Linked DNA regions of Mus musculus: region 1 is linked to region 2. Evidence: chromatin loops called from intact Hi-C (ENCODE). Cell type or tissue: left cerebral cortex. All regions are shown on one strand.

What was found. Peaks named below come from ENCODE experiments on the same cell type or tissue, not always from the same donor. Only the 100,000 strongest peaks of a DNase experiment are listed, where the experiment ranks them.
Region 1: a loop joins it to region 2, with 6 times the contacts of the local background. A loop is called at or near these places in 20 of 42 quality-filtered maps.

Annotation. Positions count from the first base shown.
Region 1 is chrX:167,807,716-167,810,215 of GRCm38, forward strand. The region is part of intron 1 of Frmpd4 (FERM and PDZ domain containing 4); the gene reads right to left. Among named protein-coding and RNA genes, the nearest start is that of Frmpd4, 310 kb to the right of the region's middle. In left cerebral cortex, no CTCF peak of the experiment used is centred here; a DNase peak (open chromatin) is centred at 1,029; H3K27ac peaks cover 625 bases.
Region 2 is chrX:167,500,938-167,503,437 of GRCm38, forward strand. The region is part of intron 9 of Frmpd4 (FERM and PDZ domain containing 4); the gene reads right to left. Among named protein-coding and RNA genes, the nearest start is that of Prps2, 120 kb to the left of the region's middle. In left cerebral cortex, no CTCF peak of the experiment used is centred here; no DNase peak of the experiment used is centred here.

The DNA.
Region 1 (2,500 bases), 310 kb after region 2:
AGTTGCAAAATATGGCAAAGCCATGAGCCAAAGGCAAAACTGGAAAAGACTCCCAAACTTCTTACTCAATATACTAGGCAGAGGAGGAGCCAAAGGAACACAAATAGATGAACATACACAAATAGAGGAGGTCACTCAGTCCACCTTATATGAAACTACACAGATGCTGCTAGAATGCAGCAGGCTCCATAATATTTATGCACAGAGGAACAGGGAAAGATCAAGGCTGAATACTGCTGTTCTTAACCTAGATATAGTTAACAGAGAACAAAGAAGCACACACACACACACACACACACACACACACACACACACACAGTGGGGGGAGCGAGAGGGAGAGGGGGGAGGAAGAGGGAGAAGATGAAGCTTCTGAGTAATTTAAGGTCACTAAATTGAACAAGGCTGGATAAAAGAAAAAAAAAGTCTATGGAGGAGATAGCCTGGCTGTGGGCATAGGTAAATGAAGATGTTTGAAAGCAGGTGTTAGAGGCAGCACTTAGGAAGTGGGTTCTACCTTCTCTATAAAATGGGATGCTAAGGCAGGAGAAAAAAAGGGGTGAGAAATTTTTACTTTTAATCTGTCCTCTCTCTCTCTCTCTCTCTCTCTCTCTCTCAATCTCTCTCCCTCCCTCTTTCTCTCTATCTCTCTCTCTCTCTCCCTCCCTCTCTTTCTCAAGTAAAGTTTTACTATGTAGCCCTGTCTATCTAGAACACACTATGGAGATGAGGCTGGCTTTGAACTTTCAATGGTCCTCCTGTTTCTCCCTTCCTAATGCTGGGATTAAAGGCATTTGCCTCCATGACTAGGAGTCAGGAATTTAAAAAGCACTGGCTCTATTTTAACACACACAATCAGAAATAACCATGGAATAATGTCTCCTGGATAAATATACCTCATGATAAAAAAATAACAAGAACAGTGTGTGTGGTGTTGGCAAAATTGTAAGGCCTCTGAGAATCAGAAATCTATGCAGGCCTATTTTGAAACAAAATACAACATAAATGCATCCTCTTTGCCTTTCTAAGAAAAAGCAGCAGAGCGGGAGTCTATTTTCAGCTATGTGTAAGCTAGCAATAATAGCATTGTCACAGAATGCAAAGAGAGCGATACGCGGTTCTGCCTCAACTTAACAGCAGCTTTCTTTTCTGCATATCTCTACCTTGTCATGTAGAAACAAATATCATTTGTAAGTATAAACCCCGATGGACACTCCAGCTTAAATCTCATTGCTGTTGCCTATAACAAACTCACTGGCTCCATTTTTGCATTTTTGTACCCCCACCCCACCCCAGCTGGATGCTACAAACTTTTCCTGTGATGATAATAACCATGAGGTCATGGCAAACAGCTAAGAGGACAGCCATGGAGTGGGGGCATAAAAATCATTTCTGAATCCTTTTTGGAGTATATCCTAAATATAATCTGAGTTATTCTGACAGAAATGTTACCCTTTACTGTGCCAGACCCCCTTTGCAATCTGATGCATGGTAACTAGTAACTACCTTGTGATGGTTTTGATAGACAGTTATCTCCAAATGCTCAATGCTTGTCCTGACTCAAGAAGCATTTTCTTAAAAGATAAAGAAGGCTAGGAAAGATGGATCACCAGGTAAGAACAGTCATCATGCAAGCATGGGTTCAAATTCCCAACCCCATGTGTGAAGCTGGACAGGGTCACACATGAGCTTATAACCCCAGCTTTAGAGTAGGTGGTAGCACAGACAGGCGCCTAGCTCCAGGTTCAGAGAGAGATGCTGTCTCAAAGGAATACAGTGGAGAGTAATGGAGTAGGACATCTCATGGGCTCCTCTGGCCCCCACACACTTGGACACACAAAGATAAAGCATAAACACGACTTCCTTTGCCAAGTGATTAAGGGACAACCCAAAACAAGACAAACAGGTCATAAATACTTATTATTCTCGATAAGCCTACTAATGTTTTACTCAGATTTTGTCCAAAAAGGAGACAAAGTAACATATTCCTAAGTCCCTCAAAAGAAGTAAAAGCATAAAAATGATAGATTCATAAGACACCAATTAAAATAGCCTCAAACAGAAAGCCATTTTTTTTCTTCTGAAAATTAGAATGGAGAATTGAGTCTCATGAAAATTCATCTCAGAGAGCATGCCAAAAGCATTAAGGTGAAAAGATCTTATGTCAATCTAAAAGGTGTTGATTATCCCTGCTGCACATTTCCGAAGAAGATTGTAGAAGCTGTGGGACTCAGAGCTTCAAAGCCTTCAACAGACAGGCTGTTAATTACCATGTAAACAAGGACTGGAGTGAAGGTGGAAATTGACCTCTAGGAGGGCCAGGTAAGGTCACCCATGCCATGAAGGCTATGTGAGGTAGGACGTCCACTGTCACTTCTGAGCTGACAGAAGGAATTTAAGGAGGAGAGAGACTTTCACTTTCTTTCCTCACTCACAGTGTGCTGTATACCCAGGAAAGAAGAAAAGAAAAGAATGAGAAAAGGGAAGAGCAAAAATAAGTAGG
Region 2 (2,500 bases):
TGAATAAGAATGTCCCCTATAGGCCTATATATTAGAGTATTTGGTCTTCAGTCAGTGGAACTATTTGGGAAGGATTAGGAGGTGTGGCTGTGTTCAGGCAGGTGTGTCACTGGGGGTAGGCTTTGAAGTTTTAAAAGCCCATGCCATTCCCAATTTCAGCTTCTGCTTCAACAAAATGCCTGCCTGTCTCCTTGCCATTATACTCCCCACCAGACAGCATGAACTCGTTGAAGCTATAAGCAAGACCACAATTAAATGCTTAAAAAAAGTTGCCTTTGCCATAGTGCTTCATCACAGGAATAGAAAAGGAACTAAAGACATATGCATTTTTAGCAGAATCCTGGGTAAACCTTTTGATAAGGCAATTAGTCACTTAATTATGCCCCAGTACAGGGGAACACAAGGGTCAGGAAGCAGAAGTGGGTGGGTTGGGGAGTGGGGGGGATACAGGGGGCTTTTGGGATAACATTTGAAATGTAAATGAAGAAAATATCTAATTAAAAAATGAATGATCCTGGAGAGGTTGTGTGCAATATGTATTACATGTGTATGTATGTATGTATGTATGTATGTATGTATGTATATATGTATGTGTGTATGTATATGTGGGAGATAAATCATTATTTTATCTTAAATATATTACTTAAATACAGTTTCCCAAGTGAATAGTAGCAATTGCTAAGTAGAGGTTCTATCAGGACCTAGTATAGGCTTATAAAAAATTCATTTGTAATTAATATACATTTAAGAGGAAAACAATACATGTTTGCCAAGATTTTGGTGACTCAAGAGTTATAACTTGTTTACTAATTGGTATAAACAACTTTTTTTTTTCTGAACAGAGTGGACAGGACAAGTGTCAGCATACATATTATCATTATGAATTTCAACAGTCTAGATATTAGAGTTTACAGTTAATATATATACTAAAATTTGCAAAGGCCCTCATGGGCCATTAAGGACTCAGAGATGAATACATATTATCACTACTGAAATTGGTTTGCATCTTCCTGCTTCATCTGGTCTATGGTAAGTGTCCTTATTAGGAGATAGCTAAGTTAAATTCAGTTTGGTTTTGTAAAGTGCTCTGCATGAATTCTGCTTCCTCTTCTGTTCTCCAAGCAATTTCATTGCACCTTTGTAGTGGTTTAAAATCAACACAGGCACACAGGAGACCTGTTGACTTCTAGTAGACAGATGTGTTATTTTAGACGCACCACACGTTCTGCGATGCAGTCATTTCCAAGTAGAGTCTGAAGCAAAAAAAAAAAAAAAATCATATCCTATTCTCTGAGGGGGATATAAAATGATAGTAACTTGATTTTAGTCTCCATCACCCACAGAATATGGCTATGCATCTCCCCCACGGCCTATTCCATTAGGAGGTAGATAATCCACCACCTACATGAAAGGCAAGGCAGGAAAACAGAAACACCATCAGGCTTTTTCTTTCAGTCTCCAGGCAAGCGCTCCAGACAGGTTGTCGCATTTTGAGGCCAGTCCCCTGGTAGAAAAGATGTCTTTCAAATGAAAGAACTCCCCATGCACTTGATTTGAGCAAACACGCCTTAAACACAACATAATCAGCTTTAGTGACTCCTTGTCTCCTTTCTCTAGGACAAGCACAGCCATGTTTTTTCCCCTTTACAAAGGCAGTGGACTTCTTGTGGTGTTTAAACAGAAGCTGAATGGTTTTAAAGCACCATCCTGTTATCAAGATGAGAATGTAATTATAGAAAACAACCCATTCCTGCATTTCACTGTCTACAGCTTTATACTAACAGGTACCTGGAGCTATTCATTTGCAGCTAACTAGCTAATAATTGTAGCCCAAGGTCTTGGGTGAGGTGACCTAGTCTCTGAGTGATGCTCAGCATGAATATAAGAGAAGATGCAGTAATGGATCAGCTGAGGACTGCACTCTTTGTTTCGTTCAGTCATAGTTGTCTTGGCTTCCTGACCTATTGGGGGAACACTGTTGCCAATTAAAGGGTGCATCAAACCTAAATTTACTACCAAGAAATCCCAGAACATGGTGGTCTTACTGTTCAGGTTGGAAAATGTAGTATACATTTAAAATTATTTTTGATAATAGGGTGTATACACTGAACAGGTTTGGGCTTATCTTGGAGATGCAGGGCTATCTTCATGAACATTTATCACACTCTCCAGCTAAAAAAAATGTTGTCCAAAACCCACAGAGGCGGGGAGACCTAGTAGATTCTTTTCTCAGGATTCCTACGCACTAGAATGTAGTAGCATGCTCTGCTTCTTCTTTCTCTGTCATCATTACTTATCTCTAGGGATTATGGCCATTTGATACCAACGTTCCTAATTTGCCACATGTATCTTGTTTATCTCTCTTTCACCTTATATCTACTTTCTTTTGGTTCATATTTGTTTTTCTTTCTTTTTTATATATGTCAATGTAAAACACATATATAGACACTTTGAGTGTTTCTATTACTGTGTATTACACATTAAACAAATAGGTTCTTTT